2 separate regions of the Homo sapiens genome follow, and region 2 is linked to region 1. A link is a contact called in ENCODE Hi-C data. All regions are on one chromosome and are shown on one strand. Each heading gives the region's core, a stretch centred on a gene start or an enhancer-like site at or near the end of the contact. The rest is flanking DNA. Distances are from core to core; before and after follow the strand shown. Region 1 holds the start of LINC01068 (long intergenic non-protein coding RNA 1068). Region 2 holds the start of LINC00377 (long intergenic non-protein coding RNA 377).

What was found. A loop is a pair of places that touch in the nucleus more often than their neighbours do. Pooled maps may share reads with other maps.
Region 2: a loop to region 1 is called in a pooled map, with 6 times the contacts of the local background. The contact joins the promoter of LINC00377 here to the promoter of LINC01068 in region 1. A Hi-C loop is called at or near these places in 2 of 168 maps with a recorded cell type or tissue (Caco-2 and K562) and 5 of 50 pooled maps.

Annotation. Positions count from the first base shown.
Region 1 is chr13:79,564,055-79,569,241 of GRCh38, forward strand. LINC01068 (long intergenic non-protein coding RNA 1068) reads left to right here and starts at 2,673. Exons shown (of 3, transcript NR_125772.1): 1 at 2,673-2,753.
Region 2 is chr13:81,016,351-81,021,537 of GRCh38, forward strand. It overlaps LINC00377 (long intergenic non-protein coding RNA 377), which reads left to right and starts at 2,041. Exons shown (of 4, transcript NR_125770.1): 1 at 2,041-2,110; 2 at 4,256-4,456. RefSeq lists enhancers at 1-433, 434-933.

The DNA of each region.
Region 1 (5,187 bases), core at 1,423-3,922:
AAATTCTACCAAATGTCCAAAGAAGAGCTGGTACCATTCCTACTGAAACTATTCTAAAAAATTGAAAAGGAAGGACTCCTCCCTAACTCATTCTATGAGACCAGCATCATCCTGATATCAAAACTGTGCAGAGGTACAACAACAAAAAAGAAAACTTCAGGCCAGTATCTCTGATGAACATCAATGCAAAAATCCTCAACAAAATACTGGTAAACCAAATCCAGCAGCATGTCAAAAAGCTTATCCACCACAATGAGGTAGGCTTCATTTCTGGGATGGAGGGTGGGTTCAGCATACACAAAACAATAAATGTGATTTATCCCATAAACAGTACTAAAGACAAAAACTACATGATTATCTCAATAGATGCAGAAAAGGCTTTTGATAAAATTCAACATCCCTTCATGTTAAAAACTCTCAATAAACTAGTTATTGAAGGAACATACCTCAAAATAATAAGAGCCATTATATGACAAACCCACAGCCAATATCATACTGAATGGGCAAAAGTTGGAAGCATTCCCCTTGAAAACTGACATCCTTGAAGACAAGGATGACCTCTCTTATCACTCCTATTCAACATAGCATTGGCCAGGGCAACCAGGCAAGAGAAAAAAATAAAGTATATTCAGATAGGAAGAGAGGAAATGAAACTATCCCTGCTTGCAGATGACATGATCTTATATCTAGAAAACCCCATGGTGTCAGCCCAAAAGCTTCTTAAGCTGATAAACAACTTTAGCAAAGTCTCAGGATACAAAATCAATGTGCAAAAATCACTAGCATTTCTATACACCAACAACAGTTAAGCCGAGAGCCAAATCATGAATGAGCTCCCATTCATCATTCCCACAGAAAGAAAATACCTAGGAAGTCAGTTAACAAGGGAAGTGAAGGACCTCTACAAGGTGAACTACAAACCACTGCTCAAAGAAATCAGAGATGACACAAACAAATGGAAAAACATTCCATGCCATGGATAGGAAGAATCAATATTGTGAAAATGGCCATACTGCCCAAAGCAATTTATAGATTCAATGCTATTCCCATTAAACTACCACTGACATTCTTCATAGAACTAGAAAAAACTTTTTAAAATTTATATGGGACCAAAAAAAGCCTGAATAGCCAAAGCAATCCTAAGCAAAAAGAACGAAGCTGGAGGCATCATGCTACCTGACTTCAAACTATGCTTTAGGGCTACAGTAACCAAAACAGCATGGTACTGGTACAAGAACAGACACATAGACCAATGGAACAGAATAGAGAACTCGGAAATAAGATTAAACACCTACAACTATCTGATCTTTGAGAAACCTGACAAAAACAGACAATGGGGAAAGGGTTCCCTATATTTAATAAATGGTGCTGAGATAACTGTCTAACCATATGCAGAAAATTGAAACAGGACCTCGTTCTTCCACCATATAACAAAATCAACTCAAGATGGATTAAAGACCTAACTGTAAAACTAAAAACTATAAAAACCCTAAAAGAAAACCTAGTTAATACTGTTCAGGACATAGGCACAGGGAAAGATTTCATAACGAAGATGCCAAAAACAATTGCAAGATGCCAAAAGCAATTGCAACAGAAGCAAAAATTGACAGATGGTATCTAATTAAACTAAAGAGCTTCTACACAGCCAAATAAACTATCAGCAGAGTAAATGGACAACCTACAGAATGGAAGAAAACTTTGCAAACTATGCAGCATCTATAAGGAACTTAAATTTACAAGCCAAAAACAACCCAATTAAAAAGTGGGCAAAGGACATGAACAGGCACTTCTCATGCTGCCAGCAATCATACATGTGGCCAACAATCATATGAAGAAAAGCTCAACATTACTGATTATTAGAGAAATGCAAATCAAAACCACAATGAGATACCATCTCACACCAGTCAGAATGGCTATTATTTTGACTATAAAATTAAAAAAAAAAACAGATGTTGGTGAGGTTGTGGAGAAAAAGGAATGCTTTTACACTGTTGGTGGGAGTGTAGATTAGTTCAACTATTGTGGAAGACAGCCTGACGATTCCTCAAAGAATTGTCTAGAAACAGAAATACCATTTGACTTAGCAATCCGTTACTGAGTATATACCCCACATCACTCTATTATAAAGACACATGCACATGTATGTTCATTGCAGCACTATTCACAATAGCAAAGACATGGAATCAACCTAAATTCTGAACATTAAAGGTAAGCTGCATAATGAAAATGTGGTACATATATACACCATGGAATACTATGCAGCCATAAAAAAGAACAGGATCATGTCCTTTGTAGGGACATAGATGGAGCTGGAGGCCATAATTCTTAGCAAACTTAACACAGGAACAGAAAACCACATACCACATGTTCTCATTTATAAGTGGGAACTAAATTATGAGAACACATGAACATATAGAGGGAACAACACACAGTGGCCGAAGAGAGGGTGGAGGGTAGGAGGAGGGAGAGGACCAGGAAAAATAACTAGTGGATACTAGGCTTAATACATGGGTGATGAAATAATCTGTACAACAAACCCCTATGACACGTTTACCTATGTAACAAAGCTGCACATCCTGCACATGTACCCCTAAACTTAAAAATTAAAAAAAAAATGTAAAGAAGTCCTACAGAGAGACACACCTCTTGCTTGTTCAGGTTCCAGATTCTGAATTCGACCTTCTCTTAACTCCGCAGAATGCAGTTGAGATGCATAGAAAAAGTCTGGGACTACTTACACCTATTTGCTAGCAGTAGGTGTTAACTCTTTTCTTCTTTTGTTCCTACTGCCTTCTTGGCCTTTCTTCCTTCTCCCCTCCTCCCTCTCACCATTTTCTTGTATCATTGCCTGAAGTCAGGAGTAAAGCTCAAATATTAAAAAATCTGGAAGAGGTCTGGTGCAGTGCTCACATCTGTGATCCCAGGGCTTTGAGAGGCCAAGGCGGGAGTTCACCTTGAACTCTTGGCAGAAGACCAAGAGTTCAAGGCTGTAGTGAGTGCTGATCATGCCACTGCACTCCAGCCTGGGTGACAGAGACACTGTCTCTGGAAAAGAAAAATCTGGAAGAGAATTGAAAAAAACCTACTTGTAATATGAGTATGTTAACTTTAGCCATTCATATGCATTGTCAAATCTCTGGGTCTTCGAATTCTAGCAAAATGTTTCTCATTTTTCATAATGCTAATATCTTACCTGTCTGTGAACTAGAGGTTAATTTTAATTTTTATTTTTTAGATTTAGTACACTGTTGGGAAGTGGGGAGGGAAAAAGTTCGCCTCTTACTTTTGATGTTTCCTTCCATGTGGAGGGAATGTGATAGTCTAACTCCTGACTTTCCTCCACCTCTTTATTAGTTCTTCCCCAGGGGAGTCATTTATTTGATGGGTAAATTTGAGATGTAAATACCTGAATATGCTCTGCTCAACTTCTTCTTCCTTTGGGGAGCTCACAGTTCACAGGAGTTGCTGCTATGCTCTGTTCTTCAGGGTCGGCTCTGCTGTACCCCCACCCAGGGAAGTGGCTCACAGTCCACCACTTCCTGGGTAGGGTACAAGGGGGCCCAATTCTGGAGTTCATCTAGTTAACCTATTTTTTCCAATCTACTTTTATCAGTAGCAAAGTTAATATTTTGGTTGTCTATGTGCCACTGCTTTGTTTAATTATTTATGCATATCTCAGGTGGGAAAGAAGGGTGCTGTATTGGAATCCTTAGTGACTCACAGTATACATCCCATTAGATCTGCTGTTGGCTAGATGCCCCATTAGCCACCTTCAATATAAATGAATCAAATACAAGACTATCTGTACTCTTATATTTGAAGTCCTTTAGATAAGGATTTTTTTTTCTTTTCCAAGATCATCAAACAGATACCACCTGGCTTGCCAGTAGAAGGCTCAGAAGAAATTAAGAAGTTATCCCCTCAAAAATAGCCCACTGTCCCTTCCGATAATTTTACCACTTGAACCAATACAATCAATTTATTGATCTTATAATGTCTGCACAGTCATTTGGATTTAGGATGCCCAATAGTCAGTAAATTCCACAGTGTCTGTTTACAGTCTATATTATTTATGCCAGACATATACTAATGGGTCCTTGACGCTGGCAGTAACATGACTTCCAGATTAGTGAAGCAGGAGGAGATCTGAGTGAGTGTCTCTCTCCTCTGAACTTCCATACCTGTCTATTGGATCTTCTTTTGTAAAATGCTTTGTTTTCTACCATGTGTTATGATTATTTCTGGTTTTGGCTTATCTTCTCTGATGGCCTTTTGGCAAGTCTTGTCAAGTTATATTTCCCTTTGGTCTTTGTTTCCCAGAAACAATGTAATATTTCTCAAAATTCCGTAATTATGTTGAAGAACAATAGAGAAAGTGGGGCAAAGGAAGAGATGAGGAAAACTAGGAGGGAGTGACTCTCTACAGCCATTATGAGAAACAGTCTCCATATGGAGAGGTGCAGCAGCAAGATCAAAGGCCCATGCTCACCCAGAATGTTACGTAGAGATCCTCCGTGCAAAGGCTGAGAAGCTTTTGCACATATTGGAAACATAAGCAAGCTATTGGAAGGTTATAGGGGTATCTGACTCGTGAAACCCAAGGGCAGGGCATGTAGCCTGGATGCACAAGAACATGGAACTAGCAATTGAATAGTGATGAGGAGCCAAGTCAGAAACACATTCATACAAACACTCTCTGGAACTCCAGAGTTTCTTATTTCTTCTGCTCTCTGGGTGTCTGCTTTCTTCTTTTTCCTTCTGTAGGTTGGTTTCTTCAGTTTATTCCACTTGTACCTGGCTCATCACAGTCACCTCCAAATGCCTGGCTCAGCCCTTTATTGACCTGACTGCATGAACTTGACAGAAACAAACTTATGAAGTCTCTCAAGTCCCAACCTCAAATTCACAGGAGATAGAATCCACTGTACCTCTCTCCCAGAAACCCTCCAACTCCTTTGGTCAGTGGTGTTCATCCATAATGCCATCTGGCACTGGGCAAAGAGCAGGGTCATATCTGCTTTTATTCGGAGCCTTGGTAGGAACATATTCTTGTGTAGAAATGGGCAGAAAATTATTGGTATCTTTAGTACACTTTTTGGTCCCAGAAACATGACCAAACTGAAGGATCCGCCCTGCCTAGGATGACCTTTCACATATTTGGTGAGAACTGACTGAAAAACAACATAT
Region 2 (5,187 bases), core at 791-3,290, 1.5 Mb after region 1:
GCAAGAAGATTTCTGCATAGGAAGAGTAGGGTGAGAGAGACTGCCAATCCCAGTGAGCAGATGTTCTGAATGCCTGGATCTCTGCCTGGGCTTAGAGCAGAAAGAACCTCACTGCACCATGATGTAAGCCCAGGAAGAATGGGGTATATGAGACTGATGAACCAGTTGAATGATTACTCCAAATACCTGGAGATCTGCCTGGGCATGAAGCAGAAAGTTCCTCCCTGCACCATGATCTATGTCTAGGAAGAGTGGAGAAGGTAAGGCTGTCATCCAGGCAAGCAAGTGCTCTAGATGGCTGGAGGTATGCCTGGACATGGAACAGAGAGAATCCCACTCACCACGATCTACATCTAGGAAGGGTGGGGCGAGTTGGGCTGCTAATACAGCTGAGTGGTTGCTTCAAATGCCTGGAGATCTGTCTAAGCATGGAGCAGAGAGGGCCCCACTATACCTTGATTTATGTCCAGGAAGAGTGGGGCACCTCAGGCTGATGGTCTAGGCAAATGATGCTCCAAATGCCTGAATTTCAGCCTGAGGTTAGAGCAGAGAGGATCTTGATGCACCACTATTTCAGGGGAGCAGGCTGGTAAACCCAGTAATAGCACATGCAGACCAGGTCAGCACAAGCTGACCCTGGTGGCAAGTCTTGCCCAGGCAAAATTGCAGCTGTAGCAGCTCCCTTTTGCCCTAGGTTTCTGATGTGGGAAAGCACAATTCAAAGACATGTTTCATGTTATTTTATCTGTTCTTATAATACTATATTTTATTCTATATTGAATAAGAATGAAAATAGTAAATAATGACTCAATGTAGTATCAATTAAATATTGTAATTAAAATGCTTACACAAGTGATTGACAAAAACAGACACTAAATAAATATTGGCAATTGTTATTTGGTGGGTCCTCACTGAATTTTCAACTTTTGTTCTTTCCTCTAGGTCAGTCTTGTTTGCATTTTGTTTCAAACTGGGTTAACCTAGCAGTAGTGTGCTATTCATTTGAGAACGTAGAAAATAGGAATACACATTCAGTACGAATAATTCCTAATCCTAAACACAGAAATGTAAGATAAATTATACTACATAAACACCACAAGTCATGCCAAACACAGACTTATTTTTGTTCACTGTCGTGACACTAGGGAGACATCTGACTCTTTAGCTCTGTGACACTGACATTTCCGGCTTAGAATTCATTTCCGTTAAAAATCATCTTAATATCATTTAAAATAATATGCTGTGACTTTTGGGATCTGCAAAATTATTACCGGTTAAATATAAAAGCAAGTCCATAAAAATACAAAATAAAATGAATATTGTTTTTACCTGGCAATCCTTTGTGTCTCCACGGCATGTAATTTAGAAGAGGAGGACATGTTCTAACAGAAGGAAAGGGTGCCCTCTAGTGTTTTAGTTAAAAGTGAACAATTAGCTAACATACCTCTCAAACTTATATTTATTAGATTCTCAACTGAAAATAGTCTCTAGAGTAAAGATTAGACTAAAAAAAAATAAAGCTACTAGTAGTATAAGGTGTTAGGAAAACATATGGTATTTATGATGCATTCTTCTTGAGCTTAAACATAGAAAAGTGTAGAATGAAAGATTAAGTCAATCTATCATGTTCTCCTTTTCCATCACCTAATAAATTACAGTTACTCTATCTGTGGAGTTTGCCTCAAGCTTGGAATTGCTAAACATTTATGATAATATTGCAGCTGTCATTGTCCAAAAATACATAGATATGAACATTTTTGTCACAAAATGTTGACTGTATACATTTCCTTCAAACTGATTTTTTCAATATTTTTAGTAATAATTTTAGCCAGATTAGATTAAAACACAATATAAATTACTTTTTATATATTTAAAATACTTCACTAAATATTTTATGCATTTCTATGTCCTATTTTATTAGAATTAATAATAATATAATGTATTGTCAATTTTCTCCCTAAATTGAATATATTTCTCTACAGTTTTCTCAAGAGGGATTTGCAGAGACAGGATGCTATGAAATTACCTCTCCCATGCCCTCCACAGTACTAAGACTGAGGTACCTGTCTACATCAAAAGATGAGTACTACAATGCAGATGACTTAGCCAGGTGATTCTTTACCTTTACACCATCTCCTATTATAAGCTGAATTGTCCCCTTCCCCAAATTCATATATTGAGTTTCTAACATTCAGCTCCTCATTTAAAGACAAGATTTTTTAAAAGGTGATTAAAGTAAAATGAGGTCACTGATGTGGGCCTAATCCAATAGGACTGATATTCTTAGAAGAAAAAAGATTAAGACACAGACAGAAGAAAGACCATGTAAAGGCACAAGGAGAAGACAGCCATTTACAAGCCAAGAAGAGAGGTCTCTGAAAAACCAACCCTGCTGGCACCTTGCTCTTGGACTTCTGGCCTCCAGATTTATGAGGAAGTAAATTTCTGTTGTTCAAGCAACCTGAATTGGTTTACTTTCAAATGGCAGCCCCAACAAACTGATAGGTCCGCAGAGTTCTTTTTCTTTCCACGATGTAAACATTTTAAATTCATTTTTTTCAGAAAGCATTACTTCCACCTCAATTTTGAGTTCCAGTAAACAAAACTTAAACATCAAATGGTGATAAACAGTATAAACTTGCATCTAATACATGATAAACAAATATTAGCAATAACTTTTATTAGCTGGGCCAATGGCTTGCTCTTTCTCCGTCATTAAAGTGTCCCCAGTATATCCTCTTTTCTCCTGTTTTCTTCAAAGCCAGACAAATTGGCTCCACTTTCCAGCAAAACAGTGGGTCCATCTGTCAGTAGAGTACAAAAAGAACAGAAAATTCCGTACCTCTAACTATATTAATCCATAGCTACATGCAATTTGCACAATCTCAGTGTGCACATATAATAACTCATATCTTACTTTCACTTATATCTATAAATCATGGTGTCAGGGGAAGCAGACACGAGTAAACCAAAACAGATAAAGATATGTACTCACACATAAATTAAAATTCAAAAATAACTTTTTGATTAAATAGTTCATAATTTGGAAACCTCTTTACTCAGTTTTGATTGTAAAACATAGGGATATCTCAAATAAATTGAGATCTCTATCATTCTCCTATTCATTTGTCATATTTTCAAAACAAAATTATTGAACACCTAATCTCTGCTTCACATTAGTAAATAAAAATAGATAAGTCAAGGAATTAGCATTGGGTTGGTCTTAGAGAAAAGCAAAAGAAGTGTAGTACTTGGTCAGGTAACTCTCTGATGTAAAATGTATTTTCCCCCTGTGTGTTTATCTCTCTCTCTGTATGTGTATTTCCCTAACTAGTTGTAGCCATAACATTAGGTAACATGTATAAAATGCTTAGGAAAGCTCCTGGCACAAATTAAGTATTTAATAAACCAAGATAGTTAACTAATTAGCCTATTTAAATTCCAGTTTCTACATCCATGAAAAGAAGAAAAATATATTTATTTGATGCGGATGTTGTCGGGATTGAATGAGATAATGCATGTAGCCCAAATTTTACATATACAGTTTAATTAATATTAACCCCACCCCCTAAAAAACTGCATATGATATGAACACAGGATGATTTCCACAAATTATGTTAACATCAACTGAAAAATTATTCATTTAATTCTCTTATGCAGTTGATAAACTCTGAAGTCTCAAATATACTTTGAATATAAACAACACTGATTTATCAAGCTTTCTGATTATCCTATGGGATGAGATCCATATCTAATCCTTTAGAAAAGTGAAACTTTGAAAAAGTGTCTAGTTAGTGGTGAAACGGTATTTTGACAAGACAAATTATTTCTTTTTTTGAGGTAAATTTTAATGCTGAATCAGTAGATTTATTGCACTGATTTTTTATTAGTAAAATTATTACATTCAAACTCATGCACAGAGTATTTTACTGAATGACATTCTGTAGTAAGACCTGTTATGAATATTGCCGAGAGACACAGAGTATAATTCCTACTTGAAACTTAAATTATAAAACTCTCAAGGATCTTCTCAAATAACATTGAATAAATCCATGCTGTGTCATTGGAAGGGAAATACTTCCAAAGTATGTTACACTGATTGTCACTGTTAAACATTTTTTTATTTGTGTGTATGTGTAACGGTTGCTTTAAAACTAATTTCAGAATAAATGAAAACCAATACAAAGAATGCTAATCACGAACTTACTTTTACCTTAAAAGTTTTCACAGTTTTTTTTCTCTTTTTTTTTTCAAGTTGGCTGACTAGGGATGTTGGATGCCAGGTCTCCTCAGAAAGATCAAAGTTACAGGTGAATGCCCATGATTTAAATGGAAATCTGAGGGAATGAAGCAAGGACCTGTTGGAGCACCCATGGGAAGAACCTGGGGCACAAAAGAGGAAAGCAGCAAGAGACTGACAGAGATTGTCTCCCTAGAAACCTGGACCACGAAAAGGGTAAGTCATGGCTTCTCTTGTCTCCTCACCTGTGTGACAATCTGATGTTCTCCGAAGTGTTGGGGAGCCCCTCTGCCCTCACAATCCAGACAAGGATGTCAGTGGTGATTTGGGACCTTGCTAAGGACAATAAATTGGGTGGTCAGTTCATGCAGGTATGCCCATAATCCCCTCAGACCCAAATTGAAATGGTAGGTGCCACACTGGTTTTACATGCACTGTTCTCCCCAGGGGACTTCAGCCCTTAGGTCGCCACATCACCAGATACCCCACAAATATAGCCCATGACCTGCTTGGTCTTTGGCAACCATATGGTACCAGCAGATCCTTGAGGAGCTGTGGGTTCCTTAAAGATCTAGCCCTCAGTGTGGGCTGCCCTTAGGTAAGAGGGGAGCACAGCCCTCCAACCTGCCCTTGGGACAAAGGAAACATGGACATGGAGTCAATTGATGAAGGGGGTGGCATTGACTGCTAGAAATAGAAATGAGAAAGAGGTTATCTCCTGTTGCCCCCATCCACTGTTGCAGACACAACAGAGCGAAGGATAGGACCCATCTCCTGCTCTTTACATAAGGCAGTAGCATTCTGTCAATAAAGGGCAGACAAATCACAGAGCTGTCTGTCTGCTCTGGACCCAGGACTTAGCCCCGAACCCTGTTTTGTAGTAGCCACCAGAAGGGCATTTCTTTGGTTCTTGGCTACAGAAAGGAGGCAGAAGTTAATGATTATAT